Linked DNA regions of Homo sapiens: region 2 is linked to region 1. Evidence: chromatin loops called from intact Hi-C (ENCODE). Cell type or tissue: ascending aorta. All regions are shown on one strand.

What was found. Hi-C counts contacts between places; a loop is a spot of excess contacts. Peaks named below come from ENCODE experiments on the same cell type or tissue, not always from the same donor. Only the 100,000 strongest peaks of a DNase experiment are listed, where the experiment ranks them.
Region 2: it touches region 1 in a loop (7-fold over the local background); 2 of 110 quality-filtered maps call a loop at or near these places.

The regions. Positions count from the first base shown.
Region 1 is chr5:170,263,924-170,271,923 of GRCh38, forward strand. It overlaps LCP2 (lymphocyte cytosolic protein 2), which reads right to left. Exons shown (of 21, transcript NM_005565.5): 7 at 6,796-6,994; 8 at 4,462-4,559; 9 at 3,086-3,152; 10 at 2,885-2,968. Among named protein-coding and RNA genes, the nearest start is that of LCP2, 30 kb to the right of the region's middle. In ascending aorta, a CTCF peak has its summit at 4,129 (motif pointing right); DNase peaks (open chromatin) are centred at 1,858, 4,138 and 5,913; H3K4me3 peaks cover 851 bases; H3K27ac peaks cover 1,473 bases.
Region 2 is chr5:170,385,347-170,393,346 of GRCh38, forward strand. It overlaps KCNMB1 (potassium calcium-activated channel subfamily M regulatory beta subunit 1), which reads right to left and starts at 4,021. Exons shown (of 4, transcript NM_004137.4): 1 at 3,913-4,021; 2 at 1-125. The coding sequence starts at 101. KCNIP1-OT1 (KCNIP1 overlapping transcript 1) reads left to right here and starts at 4,147. Exons shown (of 3, transcript NR_109899.1): 1 at 4,147-4,257. It also overlaps a transcript of KCNIP1 not described here. RefSeq lists enhancers at 2,136-2,636, 2,637-3,137, 5,062-5,562, 5,563-6,063, 6,316-6,816 and 1 more. In ascending aorta, no CTCF peak of the experiment used is centred here; DNase peaks (open chromatin) are centred at 3,707, 4,015 and 4,365; H3K4me3 peaks cover 5,588 bases; H3K27ac peaks cover 6,227 bases.

The DNA.
Region 1 (8,000 bases):
ATTGGGAATTTTATCACCTCCAAGGAAAACAGAGTCGAGAAGCCAGAGGGAAAAGCACTCAGGACACATAACATTGCTCCAGAAATGTGATTCTATGTGAGGTTGGCTGTTGTAACCTGAAACCAGTTTCATCTAGTAGTTGCTGAAATAATCTGCTGCAACTCGAAGATTAATTTTGCCCTCTGCCATTGCTCACCAATCAAAACTTGCCAGCCCCCAGAACCGATGAACTTTCTCAAGGAGCGATATTGTAACACTTCTCCTTTTTATAAAACCTCCAATCTTCTTTTTGTTCTTCAGACATACTGAAGACCCTGAAGACCAATTGCCCCAAATTGCAATTCTTTCTTCCTAAATAAAACAAATTTAGAGATTTTCTTCTACGTTTTTATTTTGACTTTGATATGGTCCATGTGGGCTGACAATTGTTAGTTAACTCGCCTTTCTTTCCCTTCCTTCCACACCCAGGCACAGTTAGTGCCCTATGGCGAATGGTGATATTATCTCCCTGGAGTTGTATTTTCACAACGTGATTTATTCTTTAAGGACCAAGTACATGCCAGGCCCATGATAAGAATATTGCCTCACTGTGAAGAGCTTACTGACACTGAGTGTGGTGGCTCATGCCTGCTGGGAGGCCAAGACAGGAGAATCACTTGAGGCCAGGAGTTCAAGATCAGCCTGGTGAACACAGGGAAATCCCAGTCTCTACAGTATATTTAAAAATTAGCCAGGCATGGGGACATGCACCTGTAACCTCAGCCCCTTGGGAGGCTGGAGAAGAAGGATTGCTTGACCCGAGGAGTTTGAGGCCGTAACGAGCTATGATGCTGTCACTGCACTCCAGCCTAGGTGACAGAGTGAGACCCTGACTCAAAAAAAACTAAAAATAAAAAAATAAAAATAAAAAGGAGCTTGCTGGTAATGGGGAGAGTTTTGACGGTATAAAAGATGCTTATAAAAGTTTGGTTTGGGGTGGAACCTCTACTTTAGAGGGGCACCCAGGAAACTTAAATTTATATTCTTTGGCCTGAATAAGTATTTCAAAATTTGCCTTTTTTTTTTTTTTTTTTTTTTTTTTTGAGACAGAGTCTCGCTCTGTCGCCCAGGCTGGAGTGCAGTGGCATGATCTCAGCTCACTGCAAGCTCTGCCTCCCAGGTTCACGCCATTCTCCTGCCTCAGCCTCTTGAGTAGCTGGGACTGCAGGTGCCCACCACCATGCCTGGTTAATTTTTTGTATTTTTAATAGAGACGGGGTTTCACCGTGTTAGCCAGGATGGTCTCCATCTCCTGACGTTGTGATCTGCCCGCCTCAGCCTCCCAAAGTGCTGGGATTACAGGCATGAGCCACCATGCCCAGCAAAATTTGCCAATTTTTGCATATTCTCTGAGCATGTTAAAAGTCTCAGGTGGGGTGTAAACATTTTAAGAAGACAGTAATCCTTCCAAAACATCACAGAAAACGGACTAATTCAAGGGTAAAACAGAAATTGTCAGAAAAGTGTGTCATTTAAAAATGCTTTTAAATATAGAAAAAAAGAATATTTTAAAAGAATAACTTTTGTGTCAGGAGGTGATTGCGAAGGATTTGATGTCAGTGTTCCACTTTTCTGATGTCTCGGCTCGTGGTAGTGAGCAGGGTTGGAATCTGAAGTCAAATCTATCTTCATTTCCATGTAATTATACAGCTCTCTACAGCAGACAATTCCAAGCCAAACCAGCCAGCACAGCTTTGCATGACACAGCAGAGCTGTGATGTAGTTCGGGGAAAGAGCAGCGAGCAGCAGCCTCATATCCAAGAACTGAAAGTCATTTTGTTGACAGACAAAAAGGGATTGAGGCCACAGAAAGCTAAATGCCTTGCTCAGAGCATAGCCAAGAAAGGGGTGGGGGCAGCTGGGATTCTGGGCTCCTTTCCGTTCAGTTGCAGAGTTCCTTCCTCAGACTCATGTAGTTCACAGCAAGTTAAAACCCAGGGTCCTCAACTGCAGCCTGATATGGTGGAAAAGAGCCCCCACTTAGAAGTCAGAAAGACAAGTGTTCGAATTTAGGCAAATTTAGGCAAATTATTCAACTTCTTTGACCCTTAATTTTATCATCTGAGAAGTGAGGTTAAAAATGCACCTCCTTTGTTGAGTTGCTGTGAGGATTAGAGATACTGTAGGTGTATTTGTGGTAGGTAGAGCACTTGCCCCATAGCAGTTGCTCAATAAATGGTAGCTAAGAATTGAATTGAAAATAGCTGCACGTGAAGGTAACTGCAATCCAAGAATATTCTGCGTAAATTGTGAAGAAAAAGCACTGTGGTATACCCAATGTTTGGTCAATTGCATACCTAAAACAAAAACATCCCTGACATTTGAATAGCACCTTAGGGATTTATAAAGCATTTTCTATGTACAGAACATCCACCTTACAGATTAGGAGACTGAGCTCTGAAAAACTAACATCCCTGTGGTCTGTGAGCTATTAAGTAGCAGGCAAGGCAGCAGACAACAGCTCCCCCAACCCTTTTGTCTCAATTCAGGTCCTCTCTCTGTACCCTAAAGCCTCTTGGCTGAAGGACAATGGGATTTGTATACACAGATCATCCACATCACATAGAGAAGCAGCACAGCCCCCAGAAGCTGCAAGCAGGAGCTTTCTAATGAGGCTGATATGGGCTTTGGTCGCTACTCCCAACACTTGGTAGCTGTGTGATCTTGGGAAGGTACCTCTTTGTGTCTCCGTTTCCTTATCTGTAAAATGAGGATGATTCTACTAGTCTCCACTTCCTAGTATTGTGGCCATAGTTAAATGAGATGGTACATGTGAAACGTATGCAGGAAGCACTTTATAACAGCTTATCATTATTACTATGCATTAAATGTGAATCATACCCACCTAGTGTGAAGGGTTCTCTATCAAACGGAGCTAATGAACGATCTAGGGGAGGTTTCGTGCTTCTGTCTATTGAAGGAGCAGGGACTGGAAGGGGAAAAGGCTGACATCAATTAAAAGAAGAAAGCAGTCGGCTGGGGGTTGGGCGGGGCTAGGGGAGTGCCTGGTGGGAACAGGGCAAGAGAGAGCAGCCCTTGTACTCACGCTTTGCCGTTTTGTGGTTTCTGCTTCTGCTGGGTTCTTCGTGGTTGGTCTGGGGTGGGGGCAGTGGCTGCATAAAGATCCAAACGTTAGGAAGCACTTCCAATACATCAGCAAGAGCCGGCACTCCCAAAACCTGTCTGGATCTGCTCACTTTTCCTCATCTTCATGTTCTGCCTACAAACATCCATGTCCATTTCTTCACTGAACTACCGCAGTAGCCTCCTATCTGAGCTCCCTGTTCTAGACTCTGCCACGCAAGCTCTTTTCTGCAGGCAGCAGAGTGAGCATGTCACTTTCCTGCTAAGCCTCCTATCACATTAGAAACAAAATTGAAACTCGTTAATGTCCTGCGAGGCCCTGCCTGAGCTGGCCCATGTCTGCCCTCTCAACTCTTTCCTGTGATCCCTTCTCAGTACTCATGGGGTCCCTACCATAGAATCTTCTTGCAGTTCCTGGAAAATCTCAAGGTTATGCCCTCTTTGGCATCCCTACACTTGTTTCCTTCTGCCTAGAACGTTCTTCTCCCGGCTCTTCCCACAACTGGCTCATTCTGTCCCAGGTCCTTGTCACCTCCCCCCCCCATACCGTCATGTTACCTGGTCTTCCGTCCCCCGAACCACACATAACTACTCAAATGATCTCTTTCAGACATCTGTCTACCGTCTGATAACTAGCCCTAGTTGAGTTTTATGAAAGCAGGGACCTTATTTATCTTGTTCACACTTTATCCCCAACGCCTAGAACTCTGCTTGGCACATAGTAGCTGCTCAGACAATATTTGCTGATTAAATAAGTGAATCCTGCATCTCAAAAGAAGGTCTTCAAATCTCAAAAGCAATATACATCTGTAGATAAACTTGTGAAGGGAACACATTCCTAACTATCAAGTCCTTAGTCTGAGCTTCTCAGGGTCACTCTGGGAACTTATCAGATTCACAAGGACCGGGCTGTATGCTCGAAGAAGGAGAAAACGGGGTTTGCTACCTCTGTCTCCTCCGGTCTGAAGGCTCCTGTCCTTGGAATTTCAGGTGTCGGCCAGAAGGTGGCGCAAGTCTTTTTGCAGGAGAGAGGAAGGCTCGGTACCCAGGCAACACCAGTAGGTGCCACGGACTTAATTCGGTTCTCTTTGGGTTTATTTTACAGTTTTCACTTCTCTCAAATAGTGGGAAGTAAATAAAAACCACCAGTATTTTACCCCAAAAAAGAAACACGTGTGAATGCTTGGGTTTGCCTTTCCCCAGCCGAGGGAAAAGATTATAATCTTTTCTTACAAAATTAGAATGAGATAAAGATGTTTATAGTTTTATTTTTCTCTCTGGCGGAGGAAATAACTGCAGTGGACACCAAGTACTGTAAAAGAACGGGAGGAGGCCTACCGAGTGATTCCGGCCGGCTGGTGGGGGCGGGAGGGCGGCCATCGGTCTCTGGGGGGGCACAGGAGGCTGCTGGGGGGTTTTCCCAGAGGGGGGCCGGTCTGTGGAAACACAAGGTTATTAAAGTGAAAGGGGAGTATCGGCCAAGCTCAGGGGTCTCCAGGAACAGATATGCAGCTCGGGGCACCGGGGGTGCATGATCCTTGACCCCCAGGCCCACATGAGCCCCAGCCACGGGGAGACCCAGCCTGGATCTCACCCACCCCTCCCTGCCCATTTTTTCTGTCCTAGTTTGTGTCACTCTCCTTATACACAGGCTCAGCTTTCTTTGCATTTCACAGGAATAGGTATTTATCAGAGATTTTGCCAATCAAGAAAGGCCTCTTTGTAACCAGCTCAGCCAGAACTGGAAGGGAGGATTTTCAGACAATTTTGTAAGAAGTAAACATACGCATACCTCTGTATGCAGACACACAGATATACACATGTGCACACATGCATGCACACACATGCATATATATGCACACACCTGCATACACAGAGACACGAGTGCACACAGACACACACACATGCCAAAAATCTCACAGGCACACCCAGCTGCCTGTGCAGGGTGAAGTCAGCTCTCACTGCCATAGGGATCTTGTTCTGTCTGCCCTTCCTTCCCCTCTCCAGTGTCCTGGGCTATCTCCTCCCTGACACTTCCTCATTTTGCTCATCTCTTCCCATAAAGGGAGGAGCTGATCACCAACTTCTGTTACCAGACCACAGACTCTTAAGTGGAAGCTAGATTTGCCTCGAGCAGAAACTCACATTATCTGGGCAGAAACTCACATTATCCACATCTCCACGGAAGTGTCCCTAGGCCAGGTTGACAGGCTGGCAATTTCCTACCCCTTTGACAGGGAAAGGCCAGGACAAGACCATCAAGCAAGAGGGGTGAGTGGGTAGGGCCTCCTTACGCTTTGTGCCCTGGGTGCCTCTCTTGCCCGACTCTAGTCCCAGCCTTGGGGAGGTGCAGCTCTTCCACAGGGAAAAGGGTAGGAGCAAGGCCCAGCCTGATCTAATTCCACCCTGCTCCACCCGCACTGGCCATCTCTCAGCTTCTCTAATAGGCCATGCTCCTTTGAGCCTCAGGGCCTTTGCACAGCCATTTCTACTGCTCCAAATGTTCTTCCCTTACCACATCCATTTCCACTTGGCCAACTTGTATTTATCCTTTAACCTTGGTTTAATATCACAGCTTAAAGATACACCCTCAGGCAAACGCTCCAGCCTCATCTGTGCTTGTCTTCGTGCCTCTGTATCACGGTTTCACCAAGTAACCTCATGGCTCATTTGTTGGAGGGTGCGTCACCTGCCAGACTGTCAGTCCCTTGGCGAGGGCTGTCTTATTCACTCTGTATCTTAATGACTGGCACACACAAGGCACTCAACAACTGACTCATCCATTGCTTTTCCGGACCTCCACTTCCCTGTATATGAAACAGACTTGATCATGGTTGTCCTTATTACACAGATGTTTAAAAACCACCATGAGATATTGAGACAGCATTTTGTGAAAGGGCTTTAAAATGGAAATGGGTTATACCGCATAAAGGATTAAATGGTATTCGTTTTTTGTGGTACTGACCTTCAATTTTCAGCGTACTCTCTGAAAGTATATTATTTAAGAATATATTTGTTTATTTTCTGTCAACACCACTACTAGAATGTAAGCCCCAGGAGGCAGGGGCTATTTCTTCTTTCCTGATCATTTCTAAGCACTGAGAATGGGGCCTGGGCTCCCAGCAGATCAACAATGTTTGTTGAATGAATGGAGAGAGAAGTGGGCTAAAAGGACAGATAGACAATAAAAATCGTAAACACCATCTAATATTTTTTAAAGTTATAGTCAAACCCTACTCAATATCTTCATGTTTATTCTAGCATAATAATGCCATGTAACTATAATTTGGTCAAAAGATGGGGAGGAACAGGAAAGTACTCTTGGAGTACCTGAGTAAACTGCAGAATGAGTTGAAACTGCCAAATAGCCTTAGGTGGTAGTTCAATGCTGATATCAGCCACCATAGGCAAGAATTGGTTGCAGTCTTAGTAGTCCTCACAGGAAACCTATGTGGTCTGTACATTTATTATCCTATTTCACAGATGAGGAAATTGAGGCCCAGAGAGACAGAGTTACTTGTACAAAGCCACATAGCTGTTAAGAAGCCGAGCAGATATCGAGACCCAGAGCTTTCTGCTACATGGGCAAGCTGGGGCATCAGCCTTCCATGCAGCAGTGGCGAGCTTGCCTTTGGGCTGCTCGGGCCAGAAAATCCGGAAACGGGCCCTTACCGATGTACATGGAGTTGGAGTTGGGGAAAGGCTTGGCAGGCAGGATGGAGTTCTGCAGAGCTTCCTCGTCATTGGAGGGTGGCGGCTCATAATCCGCGTCATCTTCCACGGGTGCCTCTTCCTCCTCATTGGGGGACTCATAGTCTCCATCATCCTCCCCATCCTGGTCATCATTGGGACTTTCATAATCGTCTTCTTCCTGCCCACACAGTGATAGGGACAGTGCAGTTTGTAGAGGCTCTGTGGCCCTCGATGTGCCTGTGCCTACTCTCTCCCTGCCAAGCCTCACAACAGTATAACCCGGGACCAGGCAGCCTGAAGATGGTTACTCCCATTTTACAGATGAGGAATCTGAGGTCAGGGAGCACTGTACCACAGGGGCAGCAAGTCATGGACTTGAGACCTTGGTGAAGGTCTTCGGACCACCTTTTTACACAACACCTTTCTGCACAACAGAGAGAGAAGAAAGGGGAAGGATGCTGGAATAGAAGGTACCGGAATAGGCTCTGTCTTGAGTAAACACATTTTTTGCTCCAGGCATCACCATGAGAAAGACTAAAGGCCTGGAGCATTTGTGATGATACTAGTTAATTGCCATTTCTGTTCAAGGGTGCCTGTGCTCAAAAAATGTCCTCTCATTATAACCTGGTGCAGCGTTGAAGGCCCGGCTAAGGGGAAAAACAGATAAACAAAGCCTGTTAAGTGGAAGGCAGATTAAGTTGTGTCGAGGAGGGGACCGTCAGAGGCTGTGCTGTTCTTTTTGCTGAAAGTTGAGTGTATCAACACATCCATTATTCATGAAATCTGACACTGAGTTTGAAGCTGTTCTCTTGGAAAGAATCTCTAAATTTTAGATTTTTTATTGTATTTTATTTTTGCTTCTTCTTGGATCTCAGGGAAAGTAAGCCCGAGGTGCTGGATGCTTGCCTTTGAAGCAGTCCATGAAGGTGAATGAGCATCAGAATGACCTCCCAAGCAAAGGCGGCACCATCAGCAGCAGTGATGAGCGCTCATCATGGTCATGCCAAAGTCCAGGGGGTGAGTCAATGAGCCCAGACCTCAACACTCAAGGGCAGTGTGGGAAAAAGCAATGGGAAGTGGCCACTTTTTGAGGAAAGAAATGTTCCAGTGTCCTAGAAATCCTGACAGCTTTGGGTGGCCTCAGGCAGACTGTCTTTACGTTGTTCTGTTGAGAGAGTCCTGTG
Region 2 (8,000 bases), 120 kb after region 1:
AGGATGTAGTAGGTGATGACGGCACACACCACCATGGTTACACCCAGGCAAAGGGCTCGTGTCTCTCCCCGCTTCTGGGCCATCACCAGCTTCTTCACCATATTCACTGGGGGCAGTGATCATTTCTAGGTCCACAGAAGCAAACAGAAGTGAGATCAGCCCAGTTCACAGGTGATCCACAGAAAGAGAGGACAGGTGAGAGGGGAAGGTACTCAACTATTAATATCACTCTTGTTTATATTTGGAGCTTTGCAACTTCCAGAAGTCTTGCTTTTTGGACCCCATGTAAGCCTTCCCTGTGCAATTGAGAGGCAATTGCAGATAAAAGACCTACGGCTCAGAGAGGTAAAGTGACTTGCCCTAGGTCACACAGTATGTAATAGGCTCAGTAATGGCCCCCCAAGATGTCTATGTTCTAGTCTCTGGAAGCTATCAATGTTACTTTATGTGGCAATGACTTTGCAGAAATGATTAAGATAAAGGCTCTTGAAGGCCAGGTGCGGTGGCTCATGCCTGAAATCCCAGCACTTTCGGAGACCGAGGTGGGCGGATCATGAGGTCAGGAGATCAAGACCATCCTGGCTAACATGGTGAAACCCCATCTCTACTAAAAAAAAAAAATACAAAAAATTAGCCGGGTGTGGTCGTGGGAGCCAGTAGTCCCAGCTACAGGGGAGGCTGAGGCAGGAGAATGGCATGAACCCAGGAGGCGGAGCTTGCAGTGAGCAGAGATGCGCCACTGCACTCCAGCCTGGGCAACAAAGCAAGACTCCGTCAAAAAAAAAAACAAAAAACAAAAAAAGATAAAGGCTCTTGAAATGGGGAGACAATATTGGATTATCCATGTAGCTCCTAAATGTAATCCCAAGGGTCCTAATAAGAGGGAAGTGAAGGGAGATTAAACAGATGAGAAAGCTAAGGTGATATGACCAGGGAGACAGCAATTAGAGTGATGTGACCACAGGCCAAGGAGTGCGTCAGAAGCTGGCGGGGGCAAGGAACAATGGCTCATCCCCCACGGCCACTGCAGGGAGTGCAGCCTGCAGACACCTTGGTGATTTTGGACTTCTGGTGAAATTTCTGTCGTTTGAGGCCGTCAGGTTTATGATCATTTGCTACAACAGTCATAGGTCCCATGCGGTGAGCGAGCAGTACATGTGCATCATCCATGCACCTCCTTCCACGGCACTTATCTCACAGGGATACTTGGAGTATTTCTGCCCAGAAACAGTTCTGTGGCAGGGCTAGCTGGGCCGGGCACAGGCAGGGAAAGGAGAGGAGGGCCCCAGAAGGCAGCTGCAGGTTGTCAGGAGAGGCAGGAGGTTTACCATATTCCGGTGTTTTTTTTTTTTGTAAGGAACATTCCCCTACTTCAAGCAAAGAAAGAAGAAAGAAGGCATCATGGTGGCCTCAGCGACTGCTTTCTTATTTCAGGGCTTGAAGCCACCTGGGACAAAGCAGAATGGGCACATTCTGCTGGTGGTTGCTTTCCTTCTCTCCTCTTTCTTTAGGCAGCAACTCCTTGTTTTTCCCCTGGACATTGACTCCACCCCAATGCAAGCAAAGATTCCACCCTCCCCTGCTAGGCTCCTGATCGCTCCCCCAGGAGTGTGAGTCTTGACAAAGACTTCAAGAAACAGCCCCTCAATCTATGCCGCCTGGAGCCACAGAGATGCCCAGCCATGGTCCCCGCGTGATTTCCCATGGTTCCGCAAGCTGTCCTAGAGCCTCTGGTAAATTTATTTGCTGTTGTTTTTATTTGTTTAAAGTAACCAGAGTCCATTTCTACCAAAAATACCAGGAAGCTATCAATGTAATCCTCCATTTTAGGGGAAATTTTAGGGGAATTTAGGGGAAATTTTAGCCAGATATCAGGGGGACTTTATTCTCCTTGCCAGGTCCCTAAAGTAATAAACATATTATGGTTTTTGTTTGTTTAATTAGCCAGTGTCCGGGTGACAGGCCTTAGTCCAAAGAGATTTTCTGCAAAGTGCTCTATTTTCTGCTCAGGCGTCTCTTAACTACTAGACTGTTTCAAATATTCAGAGATTCTTGACTCCCTCCCCTTAGCCAGGCTGCCCTCATACCCGGGCATCTCCGCTAAAGGGAAGAGACCAGGGTCAGGCACCACGGATACCCATCACACCTTCCCAGTGAGCTGGTCCACCTCCCCTATCGATCGGCAGAGGTGACATCCAATGACAACTTTTTCTCCTTTATTTGGCACCAGGAGGTGAGTTTCTCCTGCATTCTAATGGAGACATTATAAAAGCACAAGCAAGCAGAAATTGCCCCCGACAAAGAGAGATGTTTTATTCAACTCTTTTTATTCAATCCTTTTCCTCCTGTTCTGTGATCTTGTGGGAATGGGAGAGCCCATGCCTTTTTCTACCTGGCGTCAGTTGAACAAGACTCTCCATGTATTCACAGGTAAAGCAACAGAATCACCTGGAGGTAAGCTAAAAGCCCCAACAGCCTGCTTCCCCAGGACCTGCAAGGGTCACTGGCACTTGGCCCCACCCCAGATACTGTGAGACATAAATCATTTGAAGCCAATGGGAAATCCCATCTTGGAAGCCTAGGGCTGAGTGCCCACAACAAAGCCATTTCTCTCCTGGGGGAACTGGATCGCACCTGTGGGGGCTTCCTGTGGCTCCTTCCTGGCTAATCAGCCCCCCCCAGCGCCCAGGGCCATGGCCTCCTCTGCTATTTGGCTTCTAGTGCCCTCTCAGGCCCCTGGGCACTCCTGAGGCTGGTGAAGGCAGGAACCTGGTTTTACCAGTTTTAGGAGCTCAGAAGGAAAGGAAAGGAGAGGCTTCCCTGTCACAGAGAAGTCTGGAAACTTGGCTTATTCAGGTCTGACCCGTCTCTAATGGTCTGATGAGATTGTTGCCTGCACTGAGTGAGTTTATAGAGTCATGATAAATCCTCCTAAGACCATGCGTGGGGTTCAGTGTAGATATGACTTCAGCAAGAAGTTAGTATTCAGCATCCAAAGGGAGAACCTTTGGCGGGAGGAAGGATGGGAACTGTCAATATCCCCCAAGGGACAGAAAGAAAAGGAAGAAGTGGGTTTCAGCTATCATAGGAGGGATTTCAGTTAGACTGTAAGAAGAACTTCCCAGTTTTGAGCATTTCTAAATATCTCTGAAGTTCCAGGATATATCTTCCCATTTAGAAAGGTCACTTGAGATCTGGGATAGATTCAGAGAAGATGGAGAAGGACAAAGGAAGGCAGGACTTTGGAGTGTCCTGGGTGACCTGATAGCTGGGTCGACATCCTTTTCCTTAGAAGGACAAGGAATAGAGTACATTGTTGAACAGTTTGGTGGGGTGTGGACAGGGCGATTCTGAGGTCCTCAGACATGGAATCAAATCCTGGCTCTGCCACTTACACTTAGCAACCACATGACTGTGAAACGAGAACCATGGTACCTGCCTCAGAGAGTTCAGCTAAAGATCAAATGCCATATTGAGTATCAGACATGTATCATAGCACCTAGCCCCAAATCAGCCCCCAGTAAATATTAGCTATTACTACTAACGAAGGAAACCCTGAAAGTTTGGAGCAGAAGTCTGGACCCCTCTTGATGAATCTATTTTTGTCCCACCTCTCTACCGGTGACAAGTGCCAGCATTGGTGTTAATCTCCAGGCTGCAGCCTTCTGGCCACTCTGAGAACTGGGACCTAGAGGGCCAGGGCGCTTACTACCAGAGTAACCTGGCCACTGTGCCACCCTCCCCACTGGCCACCAGACCACGGGCCCTCCATCCAGAAGGACAGCCCCGAGAGGAAGGGAGTCCTCCTGCCTGCCTCCCTCCCTGCCCCGTGGCAGGCTGCTTTCCCCTGTCTCCCTCCAGCCCGGTCTTCAGAGAAATCACTTCCCAAGTGCTTTCAGGCCCGGTACTCACAGTCTTCCCGGCGTCCTGTGGGTCTTGAGCAGCAGACAGTTTCTTTCTGCCTGGACCCCCGCCCCCACCCCAAAAGAGGCCACAGAGCTTCAGCAGGAAGTTTGGCCTCCCCGCCCGTCTCCAGGGAAGCAGCTTTTGGTCCCCATCTGGGGCAAGCCTCCATGCCCAAACATGGTCAAGTCTGAGCACACAGCCTGGAGACACAGACTCGGAGAGCAGGTACCCAGCCCTGAGGAAGGCAGCTGTTACCCAAGCCCTGCACCTCCATCTTCCCAGAGTCTCGTGGGAAACAGATTTCAAACAACAACAGACAGCAAGACTGAGAAACTACGAAAGATCAGCCTGGTATATTTGGAAATATTTCTTCTTCTCTCTGTCTCTGTGGGCTGGCAAAGATGCCAGAAATAGGAAATGATTCTCCTTTTGTTGGCATGAGGAAGGGTGGAGTTGGGCTGGAGGGGTTGGGCTTGTCACTAGTCCCTGGCATATCCACGCTGGAGCAGCTACAGCTCCCTGCCTTTGGCACTTACGTGCTGTGTGACCCTGAGCAAGTTATGGCACCTCTCTGGGCCTCAGTTTCCTTTTTTGTTTTTGGTTTTACTCCCAAACTTATCGTTAAATGACCTCAGTTTTCTCACTTGTGTTACTGGCATTTTTAAAACCTACTTTGCTTTAGGGTAGTGATGGGAGTTAGAGACGGTGGGGATTTATGGCAAGGGGAGAGAACTGACTTTTTAAGGACCAACTGAGCTGAAGCTGGGAGTAGTGAGAGCTCCACAACTGCTTCCAACCAGGTCCAGGGACAGTCTGCTCACCAGGGGCCCTCCCAGAGACCGCGAAAGTACAGAGATTTCTTCCTAGCAATAAGACAAGTGAATGTCAGCATTTGCAGGCAAAAAACATGCTTTTAGATCTCTGCTTCTTCATCTGTAAAGTGGAAGTAAGGATTAAAAATCAGCAACAAAGGGCAGGCACAGTGGCCCACGCCCATAATCCCAGCACTTTGGGATGCCAAGGTAGATGGATTGCTCAAGCCCAGGAGTTTGAGACCATCCTGGGCAACATGGCGAAACCCCATCTCTACTAAAAATACAAAAATTAGTCGGGCATAGTGGTGCATGCCTGTGGTCCCAGCTACTTGGGAGGCTGAGGCAGGAGAATCGCTTGAACCTGGGAGGCGGAGGTTGCAGTGAGTCAAGATTGTGCCACTGCACTCTAGCCTGAACAGAGCGAGACCCCGTCTCAAAAAAAAAAAACAAATATATATATATATATATATATTTTCAACAAAACAACAAAAACAATCCCAGATATTGGGGCTTTCCTAAGTATCAGGCGTGGTGGTAGAAGGCAGCTTATCTCCACCCTTCACTTGACCCAAGAATCAAAGAACCTGAAACTGAGACTTGGAGGCTTGAAGTCACTGGTGCAACCCTAGGGGCCAGAACTAGATTCGAAGCTGGCCCTTCCAGATGGCACAGCTTGGTCTGTCTCTGATGACCCTGGGGCTGCTCTGAGACATTAAAAATCACCTCGATCATACAGTAAGCTGCCACCTGAGGCTCTGGAGGTCACCCTGAGTTTCCCCAGCCCCCAGGGAGGTGGGTGCAGCCTGGCCTTCCCTGCTGAGCGAGCTCACCACCTTCCTCCCTCCTGCCTCCAGCAGGCGCGAAATGAAGGCAGCCACTCAGGCCTCCCTGACACACTCTCAGGCGGTGAGTGCCCTTCTCCACCCCTTTCCTAATTGAATCTTATTAACAGGAGACTACAGTGTCTGTTTAATGGGCACCATAGCACCAGAGGGTCTAAGACCAGCTTCAGACCTTGCAGGCAGATTGACAGAGGGATGTAGGATCTGGAATTCAATCTCAGAAGAGCAATTTTCCAAGGATGATCCTCTGTCCACTCAGAAGCAGGAAAAGTCCTCCTGGGGCTAATCCAGAAATGCCAGGCCCCCCTCCTGCTTCCCTGGGGGAGAGATACACAGTGCAACAGGCTGCCATTTATGAGTATAACCGAAGGGCTCCTTGCTCGTGATACTCTGAATAAGTTATTAAGGGCTACATATTATTTGGAAATCATAAACAAACTTTAGCATTCTTCCCAAGGGAAGGTGGGAACAAACAGGGAAGGGGGGCCGTGGGGTCTTCTGCTCCCCCTAAATGAGCCACAACCAAAAGGCATTGACAAGCCCTGTCCTCGAGGGTTTGTGGGTGAAAACCCAGGTCCTTTGCTGGCTGCGGGGTTGTGTGTGACAGATGGCTACAGGTGGAGGGCAAGAAAATAACAATGCTGCAACAATAAATATTGACGGTTTGCATTAGTACGGGGTGTCAGAGATCACAAAATATCTTCTCTGACTCTTCCAACAGCTTCTTAAGGTACTAGCACAATAGGCTCACAATAGACCACTGAGGTGGAGATTTTTCTACCCATTTGATAGAGGGAGTAACTGAGCCTCAGAGAGGTGAAATAAATTGCCCAAGCAAGTTACTTTGCCTCTCTAAGCTTCAGTTTGTCTGTCTCTAAAATAGAGATAATTATACCTAGCCCCTCAGTGTTTTTGAGGAATGAGAGATCACCTAAGCTACCTGACACATAGTATGGAGATTGTCCTTTCCAAAGATGGTCACACCAAATACTTCCCATTCCATGTGCCCTTTTCACAGTGTGGCATCAACACTCCACCATCAAGAGGGGCATTGATGTCTCTTCCCCTTCACCCTGGGTGGAGCTTCGTAAGGGCCTCAATAGTAGAATATGGTAGAAGGACACAGCACGATGTTCAAGGCTAAGTCATAGACGGGGGCTCGAGTTCCCCCCACACGCTCTCGGGACATGTACCTGGGAACCAGCCACCATGTTGTAGGAAGCCGAGGCCCCGTGCTCCAGCTGACAGCCTCAGCTCAGATCTCAGCCAACAGCTAGCAAATCTCACCGGGCATGGGAGAGAACAAGCCTGCAGACAGTTCCAGCCCCCAGCCTGCCAGCCTCCCAGCTGAGGCCTCAGAGAATGTGGAGCAGAGACAGCCCACCTGCTCTGTGCTCTCTCTGAATTCCAGAGCCACAAAATCCACGAGAAGAAAAAAACTAATGTTTCATGCCCCTGCGTTTTGGGGTAATTTGTTATGCAGTCATAGTAACTGGAACACACTTGCAAGTGATTTCAAAGGGGGACTGTTACAGTTGCTGGTGATAGTGGTAGGATTAAACCAGTGAGAATTAAAACACCTGAGATTGCTATATGGAGTGTTACAGGAGAGTTTAGAAATGCTTTATCTAGGTAGGGCATGGTGGCTCATGCCTGTAATCCTAGCACTTTTCGAGACCAAGGCAGGCGGTTCATTTGAGGCCAGTAGTTCGAGACCAGCCTGGCCAACATGGCGAAACCCCGTTTCTACTAAAAATACAAAAATTAGCTGGGCACGATGGCAGGTGCCTATAATCCCAGCTATTCTGGGAAGCCGAGGCATGAAAATCACTTGAATCCAGGAGGCGGAGGTCGCAGTGAGCTGAGATTGAGCCACTGTACTCCAGCCTGGGCGACAGAGTGAGACTCCATCTAAACCAAAACAAACAAACAAAAAAAGTGCTTTATCTACTCTTAGGTCACACACTATGGCACAAATGGAATAGAAGGGCAGTGATATGGGAGGGTATTTTTGTTTATGAAGCACCTACTATGTACCAGGGAATGACCACATAGATATGCAATACATACACATACACATACACATGGACATTCCTCTCCACAATCCCCCACAAAAGGCCTTGTTCTTTCTGTAAAAGCACAAGGCAAAGTGATTTTCCCAAGGTCACGCCCCTAGCGTGTGATGTGATGGAGCCTGGAGTGCACCTGTGCCCGCTGACTCCACAGCCCGTCCCTGCCCCTCTGTCACCCCATGACTCCCTTGGGAGCAGTTTTCAAGAGACCCCAGGTTTCTTCATGATGTCTGCTTCCACTGCTTTCCAGACACCCTCAGCTCAGTCTGTACCCCTCTCTGGATTATGCACCTGCTTGTTTATTTAAGTCTTTCTGAATCAATATCTCCTCTCTGCTGACACTTGGGATAATAAGTCCCATAAAT